Regions from separate parts of the Mus musculus genome. Here region 2 is linked to region 1. A link is a loop called in an ENCODE intact Hi-C map of the cell type or tissue named here. Cell type or tissue: heart. All regions are shown on one strand. Links, peaks and the distances in the headings refer to the core of each region. The heading gives the core; the rest is flanking DNA. Region 1 overlaps Rptor (regulatory associated protein of MTOR, complex 1). Region 2 overlaps Rptor (regulatory associated protein of MTOR, complex 1).

Region 1 (15,090 bases), core at 6,506-11,505:
CGCCTCTCACAAGTCAGAAGCTGCAGCAGGACACCTCTCACAAGTCAGAAGCTGCAGCAGGACACCTCTCACAAGTCAGAAGCTGCAGCAGGACGCCTCTCACAAGTCAGAAGCTGCAGCAGGACGCCTCTCACAAGTCAGAAGCTGCAGCAGGACACCTCTCACAAGTCAGAAGCTGCAGCAGGACGCCTCTCACAAGTCAGAAGCTGCAGCAGGACGCCTCTCACAAGTCAGAAGCTGCAGCAGGACGCCTCTCACAAGTCAGAAGCTGCAGCAGGACACCTCTCACAAGTCAGAAGCTGCAGCAGGACACCTCTCACAAGTCAGAAGCTGCAGCAGGACACCTCTCACAAGTCAGAAGCTGCAGCAGGACGCCTCTCACAAGTCAGAAGCTGCAGCAGGACGCCTCTCACAAGTCAGAAGCTGCAGCAGGACACCTCCACAAGTCAGCTCCGAACCTAGGATGACTCCATTCACAGTTTCCAAGGCATTCTGCAGAGATTTGCCCACAACTGACACTGTCGATGGTCCACACATCTGCGATACAGGCAACGGTGAGTGGCAGCTCTTAGCCAGCCCACGTTGCCAGTAAAACTAATGGTGCTCTCTCTACCAGTCTCTCTCAGCCTGGGGCTAAGCTAAGGCAGTCTGGAGCTTGTGTGTTCTCCAGTTCAGATGGCTGCCCCTTACAATGGGGTCCCCAGGACACTTTTAAACTGCATGTCCATAGAGACACTGTGTTTAGTACAACATCATGACACAACTGAGAGAGAAGGATAAAAACCGTTATGAGTGGGTAGGCTTGGAGGACAGAGTCAGCGGTGGGATAGGGGGCAGAAAAGTAAAAGACACAGGAACAGGAAGACACCAAGATACTATACAGACAGTATGTAGATGGATAAGGGGCTCCAACTGCCTAGCCATGTTCTCTGTCTCAAGAAAGAAAGCTCAGCTCAGGCAGTAGGGGAAAGTTAGCTATAGAGTAAGTTGCCACAGCCAGTGTTCTGTGGTTCACAGAGCAAAGCAAATGAAGCTGAGGGTCACACTTCCCTGACAGTGGGGACAGCCCCTTTACAGCACTAAGGACCTGGAATGGTTGAATGTGGTCAAATGGGTGACTAGGCTCTGAACTATATCCTTCTGCTGGCCTTCAGAGAGCTCTGCTCGGTACCCTCAAGGCATATCCTTGGAGTCAGCACAGACACACACTGCTCCAAAGGTGTCTTTGCCCAAATCAAGCTCTCCTGCTGGTTAAGCATGACCAACAGGAGACACATTTTGGGTGAATTTAATGTGAGCCACAGTCCTCATTATTTTTTCTTCTCATCCATAATGGATTTATTGACTGGGATGTCTGGAGTCCAGTAATGACAGAATCATTTGTAATGGACTAATTCTCTTGCCAATAGCAATAATAAACTCCAGACAAAAATATTAAAAATGATCACTTGGTAATTCCAAAAAGCAAACAGACGAGAAACTGGAAGGCCTACAACCTGTTGGGCTACACATTCAAACAACATATGGGGCCTGTAGCTGAAGTCTCCCTGGGGTGGAGATCAGAGATCAGCACTGAAGGCTGCCAGGAAATTGCAAGAAATAACCTTAGACTGCAGGGAGCCAAACCTTCCTCTCACGCTGGCTGACTCACCAACTACAGGCAGGATGTGACTCTGAGGATCCCTGTGGCAACGTGAGGCTGAAACTATTAATTGGAGAATGCAGTGTCTCTTGCGCCAAGAAAGCAGAGCAAGGCCCCATAAAGCCCAGGGCTCTCAGTGGGCTCCAGAGGGGTGCTGCCTTAGTCACACAAACCCTATTCCAGGATCAAGAGTGACTCTGGAGCAAGGAACAAAGCCAATGAGGTCAAGTCCCACAACCGAGCTTACCCATCACGCCGCCCACCCATCCCAAGTGAGTGGCCTCTGCAGTGCTTTGCATTGGTTCTTCCAGAATGAATGGCACAGTGTTAGAAGCCAGAGGAAATACCGAAACAGACTCTGGAAGTGAGAGACACTTTACGGTTATAAAAAACGAATTTGCCTACTGACTGTGAGATTAGCATTTTTAGAATAGTGAAAAGGCACAGTTCTCATAGACATGGAATTAAAGGACGGCCATTGGGCAACTCTAATGAGGCTATGGGTCACTAGAAGCATGCTTAAGTCAGCACTGAACCCACAAAGTTCCTTCACCAACAGTATCAGTTCTCCAGAAATAATAGCTGCCTCACCTGGCACACCTTTTTCCTTCTACACTGGGTGAGGGTGTTTCCGGACAATGAAGGCAAAGGACTAGGCAGACACTGAAGAAACGAAACGCCTCAGCGCTAGGCACAATGGCCTAGGAGTCGGAGGCAGGCAGATCTCTGTGAGTTACAGGCCAGCCCATTTTGCATAACAAATTCCAGGACAGCCAGGGCTATGCAGAAACACTGCCTTAAAACAAACAAACAAACAAACAAATAACAAAAAACAAAGACTCAAATAACCCATTACAACTGGCCAGGTACAGTGGCTCACACCTGTAAACCAGAGCCTTAGGAGCCCAGACAGAAGGGTCATTGCAAGCTCCAGGCCTGTATGGGTTACACAGCAAAAGCCTGTAGAAAATATTAAACAAAATAAACACAAAGTGAAAGCCTATGGAAAATATTAGATAAAACGAAATAACCAAATAGTTGAAAGCTGCTCCCTGCTCTCTGTGTGCTGGTTGTTGCCCTGTCTCAGGTGAGGGTTTATTTCTTAGCATGAAATAAGAGGCATGCCTGTTCTACAAATGGAGGACACCTGTAAGTGAGGAACACAGAGTGAAGCTCCTGACTGCCATCTGGGAGGTTGAGGCAGGGAGATTGTAAGCCAAGAATTCAAAGCCAGCTTGGACAGCATAGCAAGGTCAGTTTCAACAACAACTAAATCATACAAAGACAAAATGAACAAACAAACAAACAAAATCATCATCAACATCATCATCAACAACAACAAAAACCCAAACAGGAAGCTTTCAGAACCACCACTTTCAAAGAAATAAGCAGATTAAGCAGGAGAAAACTCAGAACCCGCATTTTATACCCAGCCAAACTACCACATAAGTGTGAAGGCAGAAGTGTTCTAGGGCATATAGAGCTTCAGATGACTGGCTGAGCTTCAGATGGGTGGCCATCAAGAACCATAGGGAACACAGCTGTGGATGACTCTGGAGTCAGAGGGCAGAGGTGAAAGGGATAGAGAAATGCTTTGATGAGGAAGCTCTGTGAGATGTGTTGTCTTCTAAAGAAAAACAAATGCAAACTAAAAAAAAGTCTGCTGAAGCCCAAATGTAGGGGGATGGCACAGAGACCAGCTGAGAGGACTCCTCTGTGGCAGCTTTACTGGGAGCCACTGCTTTGAACCAAGTAGCTACCCAAACCAGGCTAAGCATCAAAAAATGGAGCCTTGCTCAACAGTCAGAACCTGAGCTGTTTACCCAGCCTTCTAGGAACCAGCAGGAGGAAACATCACTTCCCACAGCAGGCCAGCTGCAGCCTGCCACCAACAATCAGGTTCCAGCCTGCTTTAATCCTTACAGCAGAGGTGACCTGAGGCTAACCAATCCTTTTTCTATTTCCTGCCTCACAAGGAACTCTGACTCATTTTTGTTTTTTTGTTTCTGCTCTCTGCAGCTCTCCTCTGCCTATAAAACCCTCTCTTCTGTTCCATTTACAGAAAAGCGGTCATAAAACGGGGCAAAATGGAAAGGTAGGGAAATCTGGGGGACATGAGCAGGGGAAGGAGCCCTCACTCTAGGTCCAGTTGAAACTACTCATCAGCAGTGCAGCAGGAACTCCAGCACCTTGGACAGTTGCTGAGGCAAGTCCCCTTCCAGCTGCAAACCTGACATTTGCTAGAAGTCTCACTAGAAGCCTCATGATGAGGAAAGAACACGAGCTAAGCACCTTGTGCAGACCCAGTGGCTCCAGATCTCACCCCGCCATTATAATCCCATTCAAGGCATTACTAGAGCAGTCGCACATATCAAATACTAGACAAAAGACACCAAAGGTTCCTTAGCAACCTCAGAGACTTAACTGGTATGTGTAGCCAATATTAGTCATCTGCACCTCCTTAAAGAGCTCAGCCGAACTTGGGTATGCCTTATTTTCTCAGAGGCTCAAAGCCACACTCTTAGGTATGGTCTTTCTCCCTTAAGTGTTTCGTTTTCTCCAAACCCTCAGACTTAAGATCACATTAAAATGTCTTTAGTGTAACTTCCAGCTCTACATCATTGTTCTAGCTGGTCCTGAAATTCTTCCCAGCATCAAAGCTACAAATTTCAGACTGGCCTAAGTCCCCTAAAAGTCACAGGGAAGGCTGCTGAGGGTGGCAAAGCAGAGCTGTGTCTTGGACCCACACACTGAGCGCCTAATCACAGACTCAAAAATAAAACCTGGCTGGAGAGATGGCTAAGAGAACGTGCTCCTCTTCCAGAGGCTGAGGGTTCGACTCCCAACATCCACATGTTAGCTTACAACCATCAGTAATTACAAGTCCCAGGGATCCAGGGACACTAGGCATGCAAGTGGTGCACTAGACATATTTGTAGGCAAAACACCAATACACAGTAAATAAACAAATACACACTGCCAACCAGCTGGATAGAGGGGATTACTCCTGTAACCCAAGCTTTCAGGAAGCTAGGCTGACAGCTCAATACCAGCCTAGGTAACATAGTGAGTACAGTTTGGGGTGGAGAGTAAGACCCTGTCACCAAGGACCCACCATGTAAGATCTTTAAACTGTTCTTATTTTTCCCTTGATGCTAATTCACAAACCTTTCCTGTTACTTTTGACTTTACAGAATGGCTTCCCATTGGCCACAGCTAGGCCTGCAGCTAGGATTAGACACAAGAACTTGCTATCTCAGGTGCTCTCTCTGCTGCACAATCAAGTAAGCCAGAAGACAGAGATGAGCCACTCCTCTGACCTGCATAGACCTCTCCGTCCTGGGCCAGAGCCCCAGCCAGAGACTGAGAAGGAGCAAGCAGCAGGGGTGCAACTTCCGAGACTCCATACTGTCTGTCACAGGCTTTCTCTCACACTGTTTCAAATGGCTAAAATCTGTCCCCCAATTTAAAAAAAAAGACAGTCAAAACAGGCAGCTGATGGGAGGAAAATCTTTCAGTGCTATCATAAGGGTGCAAACTATCAAAGGTGTATCCTTTGCCTCCCTGCCGTTTCCCTGGGGCTACCAAGAGCTACTGTCTTGGAAGAAACCAACCCTCCTTCCTATGAAAGCACCTTCTTCTTGGAGGAAACTTTGAACGCACAGGCAGAACACATCTCGCCTCATGGTACACTCCCACGTGACAGGATCCGATATGGCAGGGCAGAACTGCCCCCGAGTCTGTGACGGCTTCAGGCTCCTCACTCTTCAGTCTGACTTACACCTGGTGAGCAAGTCCCATGCAGCATGTGTACACTGTGCGTGGACACAGACTAGGAAGTGTAGGAAGGACCCACAGTCAGAGGAGCAGAAGTCTGCGGAACTCTGCCCCTCACAGCGCCTCAGTTAGGGCAATGCTCTTGACTGCACACTGATGGGACACAGCAGACAGGCCCAGATCCCATAGTGCACTTGGTATTTATAGAGACGGGTGTGCCATCATCTACCTCTGACTAGGAGGGAGGGTGGCTTTATGGAAAAAGTTTCAGATGGGCCCTAAAACTTGTTTAAAAAAATGATTCTTTTAAATCCCAAAGAACCAAGTACTCAGAACATAATTTGCTGTGATCAGTCCATCACTTTCTTTTTGCCATCTGATCTGCTCTTCTGAGTTAAGATGGCTCAAAGTTCTTCTAGGACTGTCATAATCAGAAGGCTGGAGATCACATGGACAAACCAGACAGCGGGCACCAAGCAGCACATGCTCACACCACTTACCACTCAGTGGCAGCCAAGAGAAGCCTGGACCAGAGTCAGACTGGCCTTGTGTCTGCTGAGCAGCATGGCATGAGGGGCTCCCTCATACAGGGGCTGAGATGATGTCACTCTGAAACTGCCACACGACTAGTGGTCCAAAGCCAAGGCCTGACTCTCATCCAAAGTACAGTGAGAAAAGAAACTGGCTGGGATGACTTGCAAGCAGGCTGGGGACCATGCACTCCCTCCCCCACACAAAGCAAGGGCCGCACTTGCAGAGATCAGGGCAGGAGATGCAGACAGATGCTCTCCCTTCCTCTGCTAATGTTATGGGCGATGTCTACAAGGAAAATCCTGAGTGCTGAGGCTGGGACAGTCAGGTGGGCTGTCCAAGTCTTCATCCACTCATAGCTAAGCTAATCTCACATTTCCATCTTGGGATAGACTTCACACGAGTCTCCCAGAAAACACCAAGTGTTTTTCTCAGCTGTTCTGCGTTCCTCTTCTGAGAGGGAGAGGGAGAGGGAGAGGGAGAGGGAGAGGGAGAGGGAGAGGGAGAGGGAGAGGGAGAGGGAGAGGGAGAGGGAGAGGGAGAGGGAGAGGGAGAGAGTGTGGGAGAGGGAGAGTGTGAGAGAGAGAGAGTGTGTGTGTGTGTGTGTGCGCGTGTCTCAGAATCATCAAGCTCAGAACTTGGGATAGGAGGATCCAGAAGTGTAGAACAAGCCGGACAATGCTGAGGTCCTGGCTCATGCAAGCACATGAACCCATCTATAAGCAGGGCCCTTTCTGAAAAAGTTCAATCTGATTTAAACCAAGCAGAGGAAGATGATCTGTGTTAGAGGAGAGGCAAAAGGTGGGACCCAAGATGTATGACCAAAGACAAAGCAGTGTTCTTACTTGCCAATTCAAAGTTAATTAATGAAAACATTTCTCAATTAAAAATAAACTAAAACAAGAAGCAAACATCCATTCTCCACCTGCCAGCTTCTCCACCAGCTCAGGGCAACCACAGATGTCAGTTCTCAGTCTGCATTGGAGTCTTCTAGCCCCGAAGGGACCCTGTTTATATCTTCCGTTCTTAAGGTGTCTATGCCTAAGTCTTCTACATGAAGGCGTATCCTAGTGTCCTCCACAACGGTGCCTTTAGGTTGGGAGTACAGAAGCTGGCCTGCCGGCCTGCCATTTGTGACTGGCAGTTTACATCTGTCATTGTTACTCTAGCAGAGAATGTCAATGCTCAGAGGAACTATAGAACCGAGCAAACGGCTAAGTGAGGGGGCCCAGGTAAGACCCCATCTCTGACTTTATACACATTCCTCTCCTGCCCATTCCAGGACACATCTGACACTAACATCATCTTCTCAATGGACCATACAGTTGACAGGTACCAGACACTCTGGCTGTTTCACGGCCGTAAGCACACTGTCCTAACAAAAGCAGATGGACATGATGATAGTCATGACTAGGTCTAGGATTCTGTAGGAAAGTCCAGCTAGAGGCAAGGGGAACTTATCAGAGAACAAGCTTCCTTGAGCAAGTGAGAACTTCAGCCATGGCTGGGTAGGCAGTGGACAGAGGTCTGCGCTCTTCATGGGCGGTTATGCTCACTTTTATCATCAGCAGCAGAAACAGTCCTGGGATGGGAGGTGGGGAAGTGCTGTGACAAAGCAACCAATTCCTGATGTTCTTGAAGTAGGCAGGGTCAGACTAGTTTCCAATTAAACTTAAATGCAGATTCAGTTGTGCAGCATGTGCGGTACACAGTCTTGTCCACCTCCAGCAGGCGGAGAGGCTGCCAGGGTTCCTCTGCTGTGTTCCTGGTCCGTGGCTTCAGCATCAGGTGTACTCCTCCACTAAGTGCCTGAGGCTTCTGGAAGAAGGTGAGCACACTGGTAGGGAAGGACAGACCTTTCTCACAGCGATTTACACACTGTAGGCCACAAAACTCTCAGATCATGCACAGCCCACAGTCTGCTTATCACAGTCTGCAGTGGGACTGTTTCTCCTTGAAGGTAAGGCTGGGGGTGCTGAAAATGACACGTTTGTATGTGTGATAAGTATGGAGCGGTCTCACTTCCCAGTTTCAGAACAGCAGAGGTCAGGAGCTCCACTCTCTGGCATGCTAGTCTCATGTGAGTGTGTCCAGAACAAGGAGAGGCGCTGTGCTCAGAGAAGCAGCACAAGGGCTTTGTCCCCCAGAAACACTGGATAGAATATTAAACCTGAAAATAAAGGGCTGGGTGATAATAGCAAGTGGCTGTCTTTAACCTGGAAGCACAATTCAAAACATGTATGGATTCTGCTTACGTGAATTATGTAGTGTGTGGGCACCAGGGGCAGCCTGAGGAGAGCTCTGCTGCACAATGGAAAAACAGACAGACAGACACCATGAGACAATAGCAGGGACTGAGCTCATTCCTTTCAGAGGTTCCTCCCTACCGCTCACTATTAGAATATCACACAGTAATGGAAGGAAAGGAAGGCTCTTCTGGAGCCTACCTGATGGTGTGTGTGTGCATGTGTGAGTGCGTGCCTGTGTTCGGGTGTGTGTGTGTATGTGTGCGCGCGCATGCTGCTGCCCTCTCTCACATAGCCCCATGGTTGCTGGCGGCACTCAGGTGCACAATGCAGAGGAAGGAGCCAGGCTCAGTGGGAAGAGAGCACCTTCTCTGTGATCTGCTGCAGTCTTAAGGAACCTGAGACGTAAACTAGGGGCCTTAAGCAGAAACAGAGGCCAGGAAAACAGGTGATGAGGAATAAGCCTGCGGGAGCAAAGGAACCTCTGAATGAACGTGTAAGGAGCTGATGGAGTCCGAGTGAATGTGTACTTTTGGTATGAGCATGTGTCAAGGACTGCTGTGAACTCAGCTATAAGTCAGGCTACAACACTGGGCATATTAAGCACCTGGTCCCCAGTCAATCACACAGTCATGTGCCCTGAGTTATGGCTGCTTTGACTGGTCCTGGTTACTAGCAAAGGTGCATGTGAAGCCATGTGGGAAGTCCCTTGTAAATTACAGTGTGTTGCACTATTAATACATACTGGCCGACACAGACCTCACAGCCCCCTTCCACAGTACTTCCAGGGCAGCTGCACTGCCTCTACTGCTGGGAAGAGAGCACCATCCTTACAGGGCTGCAGAGAAACTGACTCACCCAAGGGGAAAAATGGACCAGAGACCACTCAGACTCCCAGAGCCAGACCAACATCGGTTCCTTCTAACAGACCACCATCAGTGTCCCTTCACAGGAGAGGTGGACAAGCAAGGAAGGATACACAGCAAGGCAGCATCGTGCAGGGAAGGCTACCTTCCCTGGCCACCAGGGGCAGCCTGAGGAGAGCTCGGCTGCACAATGGAATTCTAAAGGCACAAGTTCCTACCACACAGCAGAACCCAGTTGTCAGAGGCCACAGCACTAAGTGTTCGGTTCCAACTCTGGCCAGTAGTAGTTAGTGGTCTGATCAGTCCTCAGTGTATAGAGGCCCCATTGGCTTACCTTGGAGGGAGGCATAGGCATAAATCAAAATAAAGGGAGGTGCTTTCCAACAAGCTTCCAGGCTAACAACAGGCATGGAAGTAAGAAAGCAAAAGCGACCCATGAAAGGCCTGCCTCTCCATGCACTCACAGAATATACTGCTCCCCACAAGCACACATACTAAAGCCTGGTGCTAGAGATGCAGAAGTCAGACCGGACTGCAGCACCTCTTACCTAAAGTGCCTCCAGCAGTCCCCCTGAGGGGTGCTGGTGACAAACTGTGGTGAAGCTGCAACAGCAGGAGCCATGAATAGGGCCCAGTTTCAGCCAGGTAACCTCATCCCCATACAGCTCAAAATGCCACAGTCTCTGACAGTAGAGATCTGTGACAGATCCTCTGTGCCTGATAACACCATGCTAGAGGGTTCTGCTACTAGGAATGGCGTGTTACCAAGTGCAAAGATGAAATTATTACAGCAGAGTAATGATGATGACCAGTCCTGAAAGTCCAGAGAGTCCTGGGTTCAAATCCCAGCTTTGCCACTGTCCAATTGGAGGACACAGTGGCTAACTTCTCATATCCAGCTGGGTTTTTTTGTTGTTGTTGTTGTTGTTGACTTTTTTGTTTTTTGTTTGTTTTTTCCAGACAGGGTTTCTCTGTGTAGCCCTGGCTGTCCTGGAACTCACTCTGTAGACTAGGCTGGCCTTGAACTCAGAAATCCGCCTGCCTCTGCCTCCCAAGTGCTGAGATTAAAAGTGTGCGCCACCACCGCCTGGCTATATCCAGCTGTTTTAACCCATAAAATGAAGATAACAGATATTTAAAACCAGAATTATATCGATTAAACAAAAGGCCTTAATTTGGTATATAAGGGAAACCCAACACAATTAATTTCTCTCCTGCACTCACTCCTCATCAGTGAAGAGACAGCTAGAAATGAGATGGTGAGTCTTTGGCTGACATTCCGGCCTGGGGGCAATGACGCAGGAGAAGGAAGTGATGCTGAGAGGACTCAGGTGGGAGCTGCATGTCCACCATTGGAGGAGAGCCAAGAGCCCATAGAAGGGTCAGGGCAGGAAGGATGGCTCCAGAGCCAAACAGCGTCACCAGCTAGACCTTGGGGAGATCCAGGACTAGGGCAAGAGGGAGGACTGAAGGCAAGGGTTTATGTTTACTTAAGAATCAGCAGCAGGGGCTGGTAGCTGATCCTGAGCTGAAGTAGCTGAGCGGTAGACTGCACTTCTGCCATGCATGAAGCTCAGGGTTCAAAACATACAGACACACACACTCACGAACACTCACAGACACAGATATATGTGGACACATGTGGACACACAGACAAAGACACATACACACAAACACACATGGATACATACATAAAAACAATCGGTGATAGGTACCAACTTTGGCTCAGGGCTTAGGATCTAGGGACGTACTCTTGAGCAGGCTCCTTAAGGTCCGTAAGTATTGTGAGGTAAATGCTAGAGAGCCCAGGAGCGAGCATCTTGTTCCTACTCTGGCAGTTCTTATGCCAAATGACCAGGAAGAGTCCCAAACAGACCCTCCCGTGAAAGCGACTCCTCACAAGGCAGTCGCAATGTGTGGTCTGCACCACACACCCACCCCTGCTACCTTATGCCAGGGAGATAGCTTTTAATTTACACTTCATTCATTTGCCCTATTTCTCTTTCTCATTGCTTAGCTTCTTTACTCCAGGAGAGTGCATATGGATGAGGGTAACATGCTCCTAATGGAGTGCTTTCCTGCCTTGAACTGTGTGTGATGCCCAAGCAGCCCGTGGTGCTCACTCCTGTGAAGCAGAGGCTAAGATGCTTTTTGCCTCTTCAGCTTTCCCAGCAAGGAGTCTCCTTTGAGCCTGAGGTGGACAGAGGCCCCCTTATCTCAGCTGCTCCGAGCCAACAGCACAGCAGCATGGCTTCTTAAAGAGCCATACAGTGTCTGGCCTCTTCAGTCCCGACATGCTGCTCATGCTCTGGCAGAGCCTACTGCACCAGCCGTGGTTCCCACCGCATGCTTCCCACACTGTGCGAGGAGGGCACTGCTCATCCGCCCTAGACTACATCTCTAGCTTTCAACACTCTAGACTGCAGAGAACATCTGCTAGCACCTGGACCTTGGGCTTCCTGCCTCCAGACTGACAGCAATACATTTCTATTATTGATAAATCAGCTTCTCTTGTATGTAGGGATGGCAGGTGAACATACAGGGGCATACGTGTGATATAATTTAGTCATGCTCAGGGGCTGCACCCTGTTTCTTGGGTTGTGGGGACCATGTCTGCCCTCACTCAAAGGTCCGGCTGCACTAAGTTGTCTCTATCCTCTAAGCTTGACTTCAGGCCCATGGCCAGGATAGGAACATCTACTCAGAACACCCTCCTCCAACTGCCCCTTCTAGGACAAGCTCTCCATCACAGGAAGCCCCAACAGAGAAGACACTGTGCTCTCTCCCTGCTTATTGCCAAAGGACTGATAGAAGCGTGTCCCTCTCCATTAAGTCCCCAATCCCAGCAGACAACCACTTGGACTCATAAATCCTTATCATTTGCATACTCTGCAGGCTACTTGCAACACAGAGACATTACCTCATGGATAATGGAGACAAAGGCTAACAAAAGCAAGGGCTAGTGTGACTGTGGCACTAGCCACATGGTGCATGGAAGTGGCTTTTGAAGCCTATTTAAGCCTGTTCTGTGTCACGAACAGGGGCATCAGTAGTATGAATAGCAAGAAGTCAGGAAAACAGAGGATCATTGTCTGCAGGATACATTCAGAACAAAAACAAAACAAAACAAAAAACAACGGAGCGGTGCTGTGCCACCATCTGCACAGGTCCTATGTGACAGCACAGTCCTGGCATGCCATAGATGTCATCTGAGAGGCACCTCAATGCAGTGTATGTGAAAGGAAATGAGGCAGCTTCTACAGCCACCACCAGAAAAGTACCCCTGACTATTCACTGACACAAGTGTCCATGACTGAATACAGAGCTGCAAACATCAATGTACTTTAATGGAACTCGGCAATATCGCTGATAACAGGTGTCAGCCTAGGCACACTACGTGCACATAAGTCAGACGAGCAGAAGCACATTAAAGATACACACCGGCAGGTAACAGCCCAGGAGCGACTGTTCCCTAAGCATGAGATCATTTAGCTGCTTTGCGGCACAATTTCCAACAAGCACCGGAACTAATTTGAAACAAGGTGATGATGGTTTGTATCCTAAGCAGACAGTAAGTTGTTCTGCCATTGTCTGAAGCCAGACAGGAGGATGGGGGGGGGGTGTGGGGAGGGAGCTGCTCTCCTAGAGTCCCACACAGTCACAGTACAGTGAAAACCCTACTGTGAGCTGAGCTGCACGCAACCACAATCTCTTTTGTACATGCTCCTGTAGATAGAGGAGTGTGTTCTGGCCACATGCTGCCCTTCAGCCATACTCATGCAACCTCAGGTGCTAGGCAGTCGGCACTGACAGGACTCCATTGCACTACACTGCTCACCGAGAATGACCCGCACACTGTGTTCCATTTTAGATTAGCATAGGAGAGGAGTGTGAGCCAAAAGAAAATCACCACAAGTCAGGAGTCAGAAGTCAAAGACACCTGTTCTGTAGATAAAACATTCACTCACTACACATCTCTGGAGAAACAGCACACACTGCAAAGGACACGGGTCCTAAAGCTGCGTCAGCGCAGTCCCTACAGAAGCAGCGGCCTGGAGGCTACTACTGCTGCTTCCACTACTGGGCCCCAAACTGGGCCTTGTGAGAGCTGAGTAGATGTGAAAGACGCTGGGCTTTAAAAATGCTGCTACTTTCCTGTCTACTGTTTCACCTACATGGGTGACCAGAAGAAATGTCCATGTCCTCTCCTGTGTGTACATAGCTCAAAGACACCTCCAGGTCCTACCAGCACACCTGCACTGACTCTCAGTTCTGGACACTGAAAGTCTCAAACCAGAGAGTCCTCTCCAGTGGTCCCGTGAGGTCTGTGACCTGTATGCTGTTTCTTCACTCAGATATATATGCATACATTTACATGACTAGTACTGCACAATATTTGTGTTTAATAAAAAGTAATGCACTATAAATCTAATACTGTTTCTTATTTTTTCACTCAACATTCTACATTTAAAAACACTTAAATCAACTTTAATGAGATACAATTTGCATACGATAAAATAAACCAGTTTGAGACTTCAGTTTGCAGCAGTACTGTTAAGCTTCTGTCGTCCCCACAGTCCACACAGATGACATCCCATTGCCCCTTACTGCATCTGGAGACAATCTTGTGCGTGTGTGTGTGTGTGTGTGTGTGTAGTGTATGAGTGTGTGAGCATGAATGTGCATGTGCACATCTGAGAGTGTGTGTGTGAACACATGCATGCACGCCTGATCCCATCACAGCTGCGGCTGCCTTACCTTTGCGTCCTCTGGTCCCTGGCTAGCCTTCCTGAGTTTAATATAATGGAGACCCACCATCATCCTCACAGCGTGCAGTGGTGCAGCTGCTCTTGGTCCAGCAGCAGCTGTTACCAATAACTTGCTGTAAGGGTGGAAACCCCATTTCATCCAGCCTTCTAGCTCTCCCTGGCTCTCAGAGGAAGAACAGGGTTAACTGTTCCGTAAGGCGTAAGTGAGGTGCAAGGTAGTCTCTGTCTTTGATTTTTTTTTTTTCTTCTCCATATACAGCTTCTACCACCAATTCTTGAAAAACAGTCCTTCCCCATGAAACCATTTAGGCACCTTTGTGCAGTGTGTACACGGCATGACTGTCTTGTGACAATGGCTTTACGCTGAGTCCAAACTGTCCTCACCATGCCCTCTGTGCTTCTATGTAAGGTTTAAAGCCAAGACTTTGACTGGGACAGCAAAGATCAAGTTGGAGAAAATTAACGTTTAAGAATACTGAATTTTGGCTGGATATGGTAAGAACATATCTGCAATCTCTACACTTGGGCACTGAGCACTGCCAGTAACTTAAAGCCTGCCTAACCTCCATGTTAACCTGTCTCACACAAAGGCACACACATAGAGCTGGGTCTTTCCATCTTTACAGAGCCATTTTCTGCCTCATCTTTAATCTCTGTGATAATTCAGATTTGTGAGCTCAGGCCTTGCATGCATTTTATTATATTTGTTATATTTATTCCCAAGTACTTCTGAATCTTAATGGCTACAAGGTAGTAGTTAGAAAAATAAAACAATTCTGATTTCAATTCTCTGAGGTTCCGGTGCCCTGCTGTAGAGGGCAGTCAGTCTCAGGGGCTTCCCTGTCTTCCCCATACTCCCACATATATTACTTTGGCTTCCTGTTTGGCAATATGACTGCCTACTGTTTCTTTGGTTTTTTCTTCCAGCTTTCCACAATGTCTGTCCTTCCAGTGTGGTCTGAATAGGGTGTGATGTGCACCTTTCCTGTTTGGGGGCTCAGCCTGCGCAACCACTAAATCCCAAGCCAGGAATGGTGTTTGCTTCTCTTCCGATAGGAAAGGCTCCGAATGCCCTCTCTGCCATGTCTATGGCTTCTGAGGAGGAGAACAGTGTTGCCAGGGACAGAAATGAACTGGCTTTGGACTTGCAGGCACTCAGGTGACATGTACATCCTGAAACAGTGAGACAAGGGGACTGTGCTGCACCCAGATCTTAATGTCTCTCTTACTGCTTCTCTCCATTTCTTCTGGCTGGTTGG
Region 2 (15,090 bases), core at 4,289-9,288, 98 kb after region 1:
AAGCACACACAGCTTTGACTTGGGTTCTAGGGGTTTAAAATCACATCCACACTCACACAGAGAATACCTTATATACTGAGCCATCTTCCTAAATTCAATGAAGAGACCCTGTCCCAAAATAAATAAAAATATCAAGTGAAAAGTGACTAAGGAAGACATCTATACACACATCAAAATAAATAAGTGTGGGTTTGATGTTGTGTGAATTTCTTTTTTTCTTTTTTCTTTTTTTTTTTTTTTGTTTTTGTTTTGTTTTGTTTTGTTTTTTGTTTTTTGAGACAGGGTTTCTCTGTGTAGCCCTGGCTGTCCTCGAACTCAGAAATCCGCCTGCCTCTGCTTCCCAAGTGCTGGGATTAAAGGTGTGCGCCACCACTGCCCGGCATATTATGTGAATTTTATTCCAATTATTTTCAATGTCTCCATTGAATTCAACTACACAAGGAGGTCCTGATGCTATGGTGACCAACCAGGTGTGCAGGCACCTCCGTGACATGTGGATCTTTTACAAAGTGAAGTCAAATAACATGGGAAGCGTTCAGAACCATTCCCTCCGAATCACTGCACAACTCCCCCACTCAGCAAGTTCTTGTTCAGCTGGGGAATAACTTTACAGCTTTCACAGTGGCGTGCAGTGAGCATATGGGGACTCCCTTTGGCACTCTCAAACTCAGCCTTCCCTGCCTTCTGCTTCCTGACTGTCAGCAGCTCCAGTTATACCATGACACCTGTACCAGCACCATGTGACCAGGCATTCTCAAGCACAGCCGCAGGTTCCAAAGCCCACCCAAGTAATAAAGGCATAGGTGCCAGAGGCTGGGTGAGTTATAGATTCAGTCTTCAGCAAGCATGGTTTCTTTGTCAAAATCTGTCAAACAGAAACGCTGACCTCATCGGGAGGGCAGAGTGGTGAGAGAGATCCTTGGGAGGCTATGAGGAAAGGACTGAGCCCTCTTTACAAGATGAGCAGCAGAGGTGGAGAGGTGCTTGCTCTTCAGACAATACTAGAGACAGGGAGACAGCAAGCAGGATGAGGAGGGTAGGTATGAAGGAACTCTCTGGGGTAGAAAGTTTCAGAGTGGCAGCGTGTGTGTCCTAGTGTGGCTTGGGGACCACTCAGGAAGAAGGCTGGGCATCAAGGACCCTCTGGGTGCTGGGGCTGACCTGCTCAATATTATTCCCATCAGCCCTCCACTTACCGTTTGTCTGTTTGTTTGTTCCCAAACAGGGTTTCTCTGTGCAGCCCTGGCTGTCCTCAGCCCACTCTGTAGACCAGGCTAGGTTCCAACTCAAGAGATGCCCCTTGCCTTTGCCTCCCAAGTACTGGGATAAAAGGTCTACACCACCATGCCCACCCCAGCTTCAACTTCCATTTTCAGTCTGAGAAGAATGAAGCAGTAGCACTTGAAGTCAGGGTAAAGGGCTAAAGAATGTCACTGTTAAATCTGGCCAGACCAAAGCCAAGAGTCTCTCCACAGCCGCTAAGCTACCTGCCCTCTCACCAAGGCAGAGACAGCAAGGCCGAGGGCAATCCTCAGAGCCTGATGCAGCACAGCAAGGGAGGGAGAGGAGGAGCAGTGGTGGACGGCTGGAACCTACTCTGTGCACCACTCACCCTTCCCACTGCCTCTGAGAGCGAGCCTTTGACACAGGGACTGCAAATAACGCCACTTTCAAGAAAGCTGGAGTCCCACAGCACTCTAGTCACACAGCATGATACATCCTGCAGGTGAAAGCAGACGCATCTCCACAACCTACCTTTCTCTAAAGTATGTGTAAGCTTTCAAAAGAATGGGTAGTCAAGAGATGGCGACTCCTTTGTGCTCTCATTAGCTAAAATGGCAGCTTAGGTTTGCAAGTTTGGAACTGGTTTTAGATCTAAGTTCCACATCCAGAGGGCTGTTGTAACACCGTGGCCTTTGGGGACAGGGCAAGACAGGAAGTGCGTGGGCAGGGCTGACTAATAAGCCTTTCGGCTGAAGAGCATCCATCGGAATTGTCCCTGAACATGCTGCATGGAAAGGCTGTCAGGCAAGAAGAGAGGAAAGAGGAGGGGAAACAGGCTGGTACAAGATTATGGCCAGAGCAGAAAAACATGCAAAATGTTTGTCTTGGGGACAGTTGCTAACATCTGGGCAGGAAGCAGCTAAGGGAGACTATCACAACACAATGGTTAACCCCAAGACTGCCACAAGACACATCTACACCATCTTACAAATTTAATGAGATCAGGGGCAAAGCGCATCACACAAGAGTTTGAATCATGTCAGTATGAGTCATTCAGCTACAATTCTGCCCGTGGCTAGGAGCCCTCACTTGCAGTTTGTCACAGAAACACAGACAGGTGGATCATGCCCAAGCTCTGGCTCCACAGAGAATCCAGCTATTTTGGAGGAAAGAGAAGGCTGCCAGCAGAGGAAGTCAGGAGGATAGCACAGTCATGACATAGGGGCAGCCTACAAAGGAGTGACATCGATGCCATGATAGTGCTGTGTCCAGATGGGCAGTACTGTTCTATCAAAATGTGATTGTCCCAAGCTGAGAGCCACCACTACTAGTTCAAGGCAGGCTACTCCACAGTGATCTCTGAGCACCCCCACTCCACCCCTGAGCTCCACTCGCTTCTTTTCAGGTTGTCCACATGCAACTCTGACGCGCTCCCGAGTAAGGCAGAGCACACTGACTTGCACCAGTACTGGTGTGCAGCACATCCCACTGTAAATCCCATAGAGAACACTAGGGTGGGGTGAGGAGGAGCACTAGCACCATCCGTCCCACCCCGCTCCTCCCTTAGAGCAGAGCAAGCATGTAGAGCCTTCTGACACAGGAACCAGGAGCAGTCCAGAGAAGAGGCTAGTAGGACCCCAAGCCCCTCTCGAGGGCTCTGAGGGTGTAGGCAGCAGGGAAGGAGAGAGAGAGCTGGAGCAGTACTCCATGCTTGACCCCTCAGGCTTCCCAACAACCTGCAGCTAGCCTGCTTAAGGGAGGAGGCACATAGGTCCAGCCCCTGCAACCCAGAAGTACGGACGTGCACATAAACACTAGGCTCTGCAAACACCTGTGCCTAAACCCCACAGGACAAGCCTGTAAACCCAACAGAAAGAAATGTGTCTGTCCCTGGCCACGTCAGCTCTACTTCCTAGAAAGCAGCTAACAAGGCATGTGTGCAGTCCAAGTGTACAACCCGATCACAAAGCTAAGATGGCTGCTCTTCAGAGGAGGAGTGTGCCCAGGAGCCTTGCTTTGCTGGAGAGAGACCCCACTTCCCAAGTCCACTGCTTGTTGAGAAGATCTATAAAAACATGTTTCATTCGTTGACTACAAATCCACTGTGACAGATACAAGAATGCACTGCAGAGGAGCTAAGATTTAAGACCTGCTGACTGCAGCCTCGGGAAACAGGAGTGTGTGGCTCCTACTGACCACTCAGCTCCCTGAAACGCCACGGTGACTGCACAGAGCCTTTGCCATTCATTCCTGCTGGCCAAGATGAGAAAGAGCTCCTACAGTTATGTGCACTCACAGCGAAAAGCCTGTCCCCTTGCCTGGCAAACAGGCCCGTTCAGTGGTCACCTCAGCTCCCTGCCAACTGTTACAGGTGCACCAACCCTCCTTACCTCCCACAGTAAACGGTAATGACTCCCACAGAACCTACCTGGGAGCCACAGGAGAGCTGGGACCTACCCCAGCAGAGTGCCTCCCACTCCATGCTTTAGGTAAAGGAGACCTGGCGAGTGCTCCATGTCAGCTACCTCAGCTCCTAAACTTGCATCTTGTGCTAAACTGCCAGCACCTCAATCTGTCAGGCAAACTCCTAAAAGCCCAAAAGCCTTTGCTCTCAGCTCCCATAAGACTTCCTCTTGAGGCTCATCATGACATAAGAGGGCTTTACTGGTGAATTTTCAACAGAAACCACGGCTGGCATTTTCCCTTTGCTCTCCTGCAAAGCTAAAGTCTATTACCTAAAGGTAATAAGGAAAGTCTTAAATGTAACTAGGAACAGACATTCCACCAGTGCAAACCGATAAACTATCAATCAGCCAGGCAAGGAAATACGGCCTAATACAGAGTCTGGCAGCCTCTGGAAATAAAATCACAATGGCTTCTCTAAATTCTTTACTGAACCAAATTCACCTTTATCAAAGTATCTGATTTTGAATAATCACAGCTAGAAAATGAGAAAATGTGGCAGCTGGGCACAAGCAATGCAATGGGCAGCATGCCAGGCACCCTGGCTCCTTAGGGTGCAGTCAGGTCTCTGCTCCTTCTGCTGTGGAGATTAACACTGCTGTTTGTTCCCACCCACACCAATGTCCAGGCCACAGTGACTTCAGCAAACATGAACGGAATGACCTCACTGCAGACTACCCGACCTCTGTGAGTGGTGCAATAAAGCATACGGAGGAAGAGAAAACTGAATCCAGGGTCTTTCCATCAGAGGTCTTGGAATTTAATAACATCCCTATTGTTTTGTTGCAGATGGCACATCAACCTCTCTTTATTACTGCAGAAATACAAGAGCTCTGTAGAGGACAATAAAGTGGTGCATGTTTAGCTTTGCAATGTTTCAAAGGATCCTGATTTACAGTTGGGGATCACACATCTGAGCTGTTCTGTGCAAATTTCCTCTCAGCATGAAGTCTGCACCTACTAAGAGGCTCTCATGGATATCAGGCCTCCTTACTCTGCCCTCAGCCATATGAGAGTATCTAAGCAGGAAAGCGCTCTATGCACACCAAGCTCTTTACAGTAAGTACATCCCCGCATGTTCTCCAGCCAGTCAGAGGCATACTGGTGACAACTGTTACCTTAGGCTTGTTTCTAAAATGGAGACATCCCACTAATGGTTCATATCAGGAAATTCTGAGACATTTTTAGCACGTGTAAATGAATTCATCAGTTCTGGCATTCAAGAAGAAATTAGTATTTATGGCTATAGTGTGGCTTCCTGGATATGGAGAAAGATGTTTGACACACAGCTTCTCGCTAAGCTGAAGTTCCACTGTACGGGGGTAGCCAACCAGAACCCCATCTCTCACCTTATACCATCTTTTCCTAAGCATCCTATTGTCTTGAAACTGTGCTCACCTCAAACTCTTTGGTGTCTCTAACCCTTGCTATCTCTAACCAAGTCTCCCTGACCTGAAACCACTGGAAGACTGCACCCACTTTTCCAGTGTGGATCCTCTACTGCTTCTTCCTAAACGAGACTCACATTATCATTCTGTCCAGGTCATTTACTGCATGTAAATGTGACCTGCCTTAAGTCACAATGCCGTGGAACAGATTTACTCTAGGACAGAGATTTAGATTTTAAAAGAACTAGAGAGCTGGCTCAGTGGAAGACCAGAGGACTGAGGTTCCATCCCCAGCACCCACACAGCTGCTCACAACCAGGATTCAGGGAATCCACTGCCATCTTCAGGCTTCAAAGGGGACTACATGCAGGCAAAACACCCAGACACAAAAAATAGTTTCAAGAAAAAAGAAACAAGCTGGGTATGGTGGCACATTCCTTTAATATCAATAAGTGGAGGCAGAGGCAAGTGGCTCTCTCTGAGTTGGAGGCCAGCCTGGTCTACAGAGTGAGTTCCAGGACAGCCAGGGCTATACAGAGAAATCCTGTCTCAAAAGGAAAGAAAGGGAAAGGGAGAGAGGGAGGAGGAGGGGAGGGGGAGGAGGGAGAGGGGGAAAGGGGAGGGGGAAGAGGGGGAAGGGTCCTAGAAGAAGATCCTGAGGATCTGAAAGATTCTGCTCACTGTCTGCTAGTGTGCACTAGCTAACACCTAATATCATGCCAAACTATATGAATAATAACCCAAAGCAGACAGACAGACAGACAGATACACACACACACACACACACACTACACATGACTAATGTGCTGAAATCTTTAAAGTTAACCAGGAAGACCACTCCCCCACAGACTAATTCTCTAAAAGAGAACAACCATGGAGCAGCACAAGACTCACTGAGAAAGAACGTCAGAAATCTGAAGCAATCTGGTAACTTAGGTTTCTAACCTGGGACAAATGGCTGAGGTGCCTATTTTACATATCAAAGCTGACATTGGCCACCAGGTTCTCTCTACCTCCCTTAGTCTCTACCTGCTTCAGGCAGGCATACCTAGACCCCTACCCTGAACTCTCCAGCCCAGAGGCCTGGGCTGTTCTTCCCCATGTAATCCAACCATTTTGGTTATATGCCCTCTTTGTGACGTTTGGGCCTCCTGATAGCTGCACCTGGTTTCTCTCTCCCTCTCTCACCCTGCACACGGCACAGCTCAGTCTGGTGAGTCCACTGTGAACTCCCAGCTGTCCCTGACTCTGCCTGTGAGCTCCCACACCCCTGCCTCTCTCTGTGCACATTTACCTATGATAAACTTCCTCTACACTGACCTAGGAATAATCGTGTCCCCTTCCTTTTCCTTTCATTTCTTTTACACGTTCATTTGGTGCCAAAAACCAGGACCAGACTTATTCTTTCCTTTTTATTTCTTTTTGTTATTATTCAGTAATACTCTATAAACATACAACTGGAAGATCTGAATGTACATTGTACCCTCAACAAATAAACAAAAGTATAAAAAAGACCTAGCAAAGGTTGGCGCAGCTGAGTCAAATTTATGTCCTCTCCATGCATATCACAGAAGCAAGAAATGTCACTCCACACATGCTCCCTCCAGTGCTAGCCCACCAGCTGACACACTGGGCACCTGCAAAAACTTCAAAGAAGATATTCTTTCTTTGGAACACCAGCATCTTCAACTACTAATACACTCAGTAACTCTCCAATCCCCACCCAACTGCCAAATGCACTACACTCTCTGGAATTTTCTTGTAAACCCCAAAAATAACAGATTTCAAAGGCAAAGCTTTACAACAAGTGTCAAAACAACCCTGAGGACCTGCCTTCAAAAGAAAAGCCCAAATGTAAAGCACAAAGACCCAAGAAATCTCCCCCAACACTTAAGACACCTCACAGGCAAACACTACAGCATAAACTACCAAGAGCACTGCTCAAGCCCACAGCAGGTGTCTGATTCATGGCTATTCTCTTACTTGAAGAATGCAAATAATGTACGAGAGACTCCTGGATGGACTTGATAGGGGATAAACGGTTCACAAGTCAGCCTCCTGGGTAGGCAAGAGTTAAGTGGTGAGGGTCTAAGAATCCTTTGCTTCCCTTCTACTTATAGCATAAGGGGGGGAGGGGGGGTCAAACAAAGTCACAGGCACACAGCCGGGGTCACCTGCTTGCTCACCCTGCCTGACTTCACACAAGGGTGAACACTCAGGCATTTATTTCAACACCTCAAAATTCTAATTTCCCATTAAATTTACTAAATCACCAAAGCAGTTAGTGAGGAAGGTAAAGGAACATGGGCTTCAGGTCACTCGTGGACAGTGTGACGGTGAAAACCATCCCACACTGCTCCTGGACAGTGTGACCTTAAACCCCACACTGCAAAAACTCTGAGAGACAAGCAACAAAGGCACATAGTCTAAGAGGAACCTCACCTTCTGTATGAAAGCTGAACTCACAATAGGTGTCTCCCTTTTGAATGCTGGGCGCTCTTTCCCCACATGTGAACGCTTACGGCAGAAAAGCTCTATCTAGCAGATGCTGTAGAAAATTTATTGAAAATTCATTTTCTATGCAAAATTAAAACCTTGATTTAAGAGTACCATAAAGAACACCTTTTCTAAAAGTTTGGGGAAAGTTACACCAAATAACCAGAACCCTGGATGCAGCACGCAAGCTCCACTGACTGCACTGGAAAGGCTGACAGTGACAGTGACAGAGGCCTGGAGGAGCAGGCTCTTACTGGATGATCTGAGATGAAGCCAGACTGCTCTCTCAAGTTCAAACCACACAACCCATGACTGAAAGGAAGGGCAAATGGAGAAGGCTTACCCTTGGCTGCCAGTTCTCATACTGCTTCTGTAGGTTTGCACCGATGGTTTCCAGAGCTTTCTGAGGGCCCATAGACAGAGGATCTGTAGAGGCAACAAAGAGAAGCTCAGTAACCACACACGCTCTCCGCTGGGGAAGTCCCCTTTGACAAGATACACACCCAGATACGCCTGTTTTATCTGTGCTTAACCAGAAGCAGACCTGATACCACGGCCCAGGAAGGCTGCTCCTGCTTGCGCACTAAAAGGCAGCAGGGCAACCACTTCCCACTATGCGGCACCGGCCATCTTTCCTGCTCTTCACTTCTGCTGCTGTTCAGACTGTCAGAAAGGCCTGGCTATGCTACTACCATATTAAAACTGCAACCCTCCTTGTGCAGAGATGGCTGTGAAGGAGGGAGGGAGGGAGGGAGGGAGGGAGGGAGGGAGGGAAAGAGGGAGGGCAGCAGGGAGGGACAGAGGGACGGAGGGACTGATAGAGGGAAGGACCAAGAGCAACACTCAATCATTTTCACCTCGATTGTAATGTTACTACACACACAAGAAAAATGGCTGGCACAACACACAAAGACACCCTTAGAGTGCTGCTTAGTCATCAAATAGCTTCTATGCTAACAACACTCAGACTGCAGTTCTCACACCTATCTGTGTCAGGACCCCTTGCCAGTCTTTAAACATCTGATGACCCCACAGAGCTTTTGTCTATTGATATATACAACATTAGAATATGAGAGTCTGGCAAGAGGATCACAAGTTCAAGGCCAGTCTGTACTACATAGAGAGTGAGCAAGTAAGGGAGAAAAGGAGTGTTTATAGGAAAAATTATTTCGCCTTTATTTATTCATTTAAATATAACAAGCTAGAGCTGGGAAGATGGCTTACAGTCAAGTGCATGTGTTGTTCTGCTACAGAAGCTTTGTCCAATTCCTAGCACCCTCACCACAACTCACAACCGCCAGAGCTGCAGTTCTAGGGGACCCAGTGCCTGTTCTGACCTCCAGCAACAGACATGCATGCACAGACATACATCTGAGTGAAACACTCAATGTATATAAAGTAATTATTTAAACTAAATATGATAAACCCACTATGTCTAAACATGAAAATTATGATCTCTCCAAAAGCTTAGTGAGAGCAAGCTAAAGATGTAGCTCAGTTGGTAGAGTGCCTCGCCCAGCATGCATGCAGCCCTGGGTTCCATCGTCAACGCTACAGCAAAACCAGGCATGTGCAAGCCAGCCCCAATTACATGTTGTCCTTTATAAGGGAGGGAGACAGGGAGGGAGGGAGGAAGGGAGGGAGAAAGGGAGGGAGGGGGAACCAGGCACATCGGTATATTCCTGAAATCCCAGCAGTCAGGAGGCAGAGGCGGGAGGACCAGAAGTTCAAGGCCATCCTCATCTATACAGAGTTTAGTGAGAAGAACGTGACTGTCTCCAGCGTGTGACTTAACACACGGCAGCAGGACTCTGCCTGGGGCTGTGTCCCCTCACCCCATCCTCTGACGTCTGTGGATGCAGTTGATGCACACAAAGTGGCAGCACTCACTCACACTCACTCACACTCACTCACTCACAGTAGGGAGAGGAGGCTTTAAGCAGGAACTTAGTTGCCATGGCTCTTCTTGCTGCTATGACATCTCTTTGCCATTACTTGCTATGTGGTGTCTGCAGCACAGCAATGAAGAGCTGGCCTGGTAGCACCCAAGATGGGTCTTTTCCCCAAAGGTGGCTTTGTGCCCCGAGGCACTGACTGCAGAAGTTTGTTTTTAGCGCTTCCAGACACCTTCCCAGGGAACCTTTGGATTGACGAATGAAAGACAGACAGACAGACAGACAGACACACACACACACACACACACACACACACACACACACAGTAGCTTATGTTTAATATATCATCTAGCTCAATGGCTCAGCACTTCTAACCCTCTGCCTGCTACCCTAGGTACCATCGGGGAAGTGGCCACTTACCCAACATCTTAAATGGCTGGTTGGCTTTATCTCCTTCAGCTCGTAAATCCATCCATATCTCACTGCTTCACAGTGATTTCTCCATCTCCTCCCCGGGCAACTCTCAGGGTCCCACCCTATCTCCCTTTGCCCAGCCATTGGTCCCTGGTATCTTTACTGACTGATCAAAAATCAACTGGGGACAAGAACCTTTAGGGTCTGGTCACTCAGATTCCTGATTGAATCAAAGCATAGGCCCTTTAGAAAACATTAGCTCTCCTGAGTGATAAAAATCACATTTCATTCCCTGATATTTAAAACAAATCCACAACTCATTGGTATAACACCATCTCATTAGAGAATGCCTTCAGCAAAAAGAAGCCACCAACTCACAGTCACAGATTCTAAATTCTAATGTTTTATTTGAAATCTCAGAGTGTATCAGTGTCAGCTGAATTCCGTAAAGTGACAACCCTGCCTCATTCACTTTCTAGAATGTATGTGTCTTTGTTTGGGTAGAGACAGCAGGCCTTGCAAACAGCTCAGCTCCTACACGGCTTTGCAGGCACTCCTGGAAGCTGCCATGCATGGTCAGGTCTGCCCATGGCTTGGGTTCTCACAGACTCGTTTCATCTACAAAATGTTAAGAGCATCCTTGGAGACTGAACTTTAAGAAAGCTGTTATATATTTCTAGTTTAACAGGGACAGTCTTTTAAAAGTTGTAATTTTTTTTCTTACTTAGTTTTTATTCATAATCACAAACTTAACTCTGCAATCCAGCTAGACTTGTGGGGAATGGGGAAAACATGGAACCCAAGGTGTTGCACTGAGAGCATAGATGTCAGGGATCCTGCCAGCAGACAGGGAGGGGTGCTCTCTGATGGCAGAAGGGCATGTTTTAAGATGCAAACAGTGAAAGGCATTAGAGTCGGCTGCAATCAGCCCTGTCAAGCATCCAGTGGGCCTTGCCACTCCTGCACTCAAAGCACTGTACATCTTCCACAATGCTCATGCACTCCATCTTGCAGATGAAACCCTGGTGAGCAGTGTGCGTGGTCCAGCATTTGCCTCAGACAAGATCCCAGGCCCTACACTCCAGGGTGAGTTCTCATCCGCAGATCCGCCCCCTGGTAGACTTGCTGCCAGTGCCACTGTGTGTAACCTCAGCTCCCCAACACATGGATCCTAGAATAATTATGTGAAAGGAGGAGTCTCCTCTGCCAAGGACGAAGCAGCTTTTCCTTAACAGGGCTTTTAGCAATATTTGACTCTCTGTATAAGTGTTACTTTGAATTTTTTAATAAGATTAATCACAAGACTTTGTGACAGATTCTCTATCTGGAAGGGAACTTTATGAGCCAGTGTGTCCACATCTCAGACGCGTTCTCAAGCACAGGTGCTGGAGTTCTGGACGCTCCAATTCAAGCTCAGAAGGACCTGGCACCATGCGGCTGAGTGAAAATGTGTGAGGGGCCTATGGGAAATCTGTTTTGACCAACACAAGATATGACATCAGTCTTCATTTCTCTTTTCTCAGTGGGAAGACAGTCCTAGGATCTGAAAACAATCCTGAGGACCCCCATCCATAGACCATGACTAACTAGACCACAGGCTGGCAAGAGGCAGAGGCTATATTACTAAATATCAAAAACACTTTTAAGAGATGGGGTCTCATGTACCTCACGTGTCCTAAAACCCGTCAGGTAGCTGGTAACAACCGTGAATCTCTGGCTCTCCTGGGATTCGACCCGTGTCACCAAATCCAGTCCATTCGGTGCTGGAAATCAAATCCAGGACCTGGTGCACTGAACTCCACCATCCCAGCTATAGCCACAGCCCCGAAGGTTACAATCAGACGCCACCTATGCAGTAACAAGGAGGAACCTTTCAAACATCAGGTTATACTGTCTGTGGTGAGCACGGGAAAGCACAGACTCAGTAGGAAGCACATTAGGAAGCATCGCCCACATCCCTCACTGTGCAGCAACCATGACGGTGGGAACCTGTGATGGAGAACAGGGAAGCAGTTTTCTCTACAGAAAGCTAAGTCTGTCTGGCCTCTCTTTATCAGTGCAGTGAGGGCAGGAGTCTGAAGGTGTCAGTTCTAAGGAAGGCCCGACACTACCCTGCTCACTTGAACTTCTGACCCCCCCCTCCACTTCTTCCCCACTAAGGCTACAGTTGTCCCACCCACCCACCCCCATATACCACACAGTACACAGCAGAGACAGAGGTGCTTCTAAACCTGCCTAATCTTCAACCCCTTAATACATGTTGTGGTGACCCCCAACCATAAAATTTTGTTGCTACTTTTTATAACTGAACTTTTACTAGTGTTAGGAATTGTAATGTAAATATGGATCTGTGACCCCCCCCCCCCCAGAGGGGTCTTGACACATCTTGACAAGTTGAAAACTGCTCCACTGGGGCTCTGCAGCAGAGAGAGCCTATCAGCTGCTCACCTCCCACCACTGGCCTCAATCAGGGCACCCACTGAGCCATAGGAAGGGACCGACTGAGTGAGTCTGTTGTGTAGCTGTTTCCATGACAGGGAAACACTGCATATCCCAGGGAAGATTCTTACGACAGAAAGTAAACAACTCAAAATAGCTTCAGAGTCCCTGGAATTGACCAGCTTCACTAGGCCTTTTCTTCCCCCCAGAGTAAATGGTAAAGGGAGAGTCACTCTCAGAGGAGCTGTTAAGAAAACAGACAGCTGGGCATGGTAGTGCAAGCCTTTAATCCCAGCACTCAAGAGGCAGGAGCAGGCCAGCCTGCTGTACAGAATGAGTTCTAGGACAGTCAGGGCTACACATATGAGAGGTGGGTGCAGGGGGAGGGGACTGAGACAAGTCAAGCGGCTGAGCTACCTGGAAAGGACACTCTCAGTTCTGAGTCAGTTCTGTGCCTGTAAGCAACTCACCCATACTCCTGCTGTAAGTAATTCCAGTAAAACTCACTAACTCACCCAGTTGGATTTTAGTGGTTTCCATACTTCGGTCTATCATGGGACTCCCTATCAGGAATGAATAGGGCTGTTCTCGTGTTTTCTCTCCCCCTCCCTCTCTCCTCTCCCCCCTCTCCCCATCCCCCCCCTCCTCCTCCTCCTCTGTGTGTGTGTGTGTGTGTGTGTGTGTGTGTGTGCACATGTGCGTGCTGCATCTCCCAGAAAAAGCAGTCATATAACAGGCTATGGCTGTCACTTCTGATCTCCTAGAAATCCCTGCGGTCAATTAATTTTATTTCCTCCCAAAAAATATGCCAATGAGTGGGAGAAGAGCCATGAAAGGAAGAGAACAGAAAGGATCGTCTGACATCATCAGCAGAGATTTACTGGGTGATCCACCAGTGTCAGTGAACTGGGATGGCAGTGATGCAGGTGGGCACCAGAGGTGGAAAAGTAGCTGGCATCACTGTAAAACTTCTGGCTTTTATATGTTTTTCTTTAAAAAAAAAAAAAAAAGGACTTATTTTTATGTATATGAGTACACTGTAGATGTACACATAGTTGTGAGCCATCATGTGGTTTCTGGGAATTGAGTTCAGGACCTCTGCATGCTCCAGCCCCACTCGCTCCAACCCTGCTTGCTCTGGCCCAAAGATTTATTATATGTAAGTACACTGTAGCTGTTTTCAGACACACCAGAAGAGGGTGTCAGATATCATTACATACGGGTGGCAGTGAGCCACCATGTGGTTGCTAGGATTCGAACTCAGGACCTACGGAAGAGCAATCAGTGCTCTTAACCACTGAGCCATCTCTCCAGCCCCTATATGTTTTTCTTATCTTAGATCTTCAGCATAAACCCTCTGAGTTGCACACTTAACGTCATGCAGAAGGCATGTGCCTAAGTACCCCTAGCCTGGGATACTGAAGCTGTCTGCTGACCTGGCCCATGGTCCCATAGGCACAGCTGGTGCTGCCCATCAGCAACAGCAGAACTGCTCGCTCTCTCACTCTCGCTCTCTCACTCTCTCTCTCTCTCTCTCCTTTACCAACTATCATCTACACACACACACACACACACACACCTACACACACACACACACCTACACACACACACACACACACACACACACACACACACACACACACACCTTGATGCACTGCCCCCAGCCTTTCCTTCCAAAGAACCACTGTCACCCTTGACAGCGCTCCAGGAAGGCTCTAAGACTCTCCACCTGTGCGGGCTCCTGTGCCTGGTCCTAATCTGAAATGCAGTCACCCATAAAGAGAAAAGAAGCTAGCTGAGCCCACTTGACACTCCCACTCAGATAAGAATCAAATAAGATGTGCTGCCAAGAGCCATCACAGGCACTGGCAATGTGGGCTTCTGGTTCCATGTTGTGCGAAGAGTTTCATGGGTGCCCTGAGTCTAGAAGTGCCGTCGGAGTCAGCCCATGCACTTGGATCAGGTGCAGCCTCCGTGTGTGGCCACCACAGTAAAAACGCAAGAACAGGGGTAGTACACAGAGCTCGAGGCTCCATGAACCCTTGCAGTTCTCAGTGCCTTGTGTTAGCAGACATGTAAACACTCGCTAATTGACTTATTAGTTGAGCACTGCCTACTGCATGGAGTGTAAATCAGAGTGCCTTTCAAGGATTCCGCCATTAATTAGTTGTGTAACCTTGAATGGCTAATTTTTGATTGAGAAAATACATAATAGCAAAAGGGTAACTTTGAAATTAGGGATGGCTCTTGATGACTGTATCTTATTAATCATAATGTCATCCCTCCATTTTATAATTAGTGGCAAACACACTGTGGGGCCTGTCTCCTGACTGAGCTTCAGAGCAAAGCCTGGCCACAAGGCTCTGTAGAGCTGAGCAGATCCACTCCAGGGTCTGACTAATGGTGGGACCCTCAGCCCTGGAATGGGATAGATCTTAGGACAAAAGCTACCATCCATAGCTGGCCTTGTCCTCCCCAAAAGCCTCATATCCCACGTGCCTACAGAATGATGAAAACCTGGAGCTGCAATACTTTACAGCCTGGCACAGGGGAGGGAGAGTGGCTGGAATACCTGACCTAAAATACAGCCTCAGGATTTATGTCTACTAGAAAGGAATGAGGGGGAACCACAGTGGTTATGCTATCCTCTCTCAAAGGAGAACAGGGACACTACCTTAAGATACCAGCACAACAGGACAGAGAATGCAGTATTCTAAACCAAGAGCCCAGAAAGCAGAGGCTCCAACTGCTTTTAGCACTATGCCACTGCC

Evidence for each region. Peaks named below come from ENCODE experiments on the same cell type or tissue, not always from the same donor. Only the 100,000 strongest peaks of a DNase experiment are listed, where the experiment ranks them.
Region 2: it touches region 1 in a loop (1.9-fold over the local background); 1 of 42 quality-filtered maps calls a loop at or near these places.

What each region holds. Positions count from the first base shown.
Region 1 is chr11:119,764,021-119,779,110 of GRCm38, reverse strand. All of the region lies in intron 6 of Rptor (regulatory associated protein of MTOR, complex 1), which reads right to left. Among named protein-coding and RNA genes, the nearest start is that of Rptoros, 63 kb to the left of the region's middle. In heart, for the core only: a CTCF peak has its summit at 9,233 (motif pointing right); no DNase peak of the experiment used is centred there.
Region 2 is chr11:119,664,185-119,679,274 of GRCm38, reverse strand. It overlaps Rptor (regulatory associated protein of MTOR, complex 1), which reads right to left. Exons shown (of 34, transcript NM_028898.3): 3 at 7,915-7,997. Among named protein-coding and RNA genes, the nearest start is that of Rptor, 69 kb to the right of the region's middle. In heart, for the core only: no CTCF peak of the experiment used is centred there; no DNase peak of the experiment used is centred there; H3K27ac peaks cover 1,187 bases.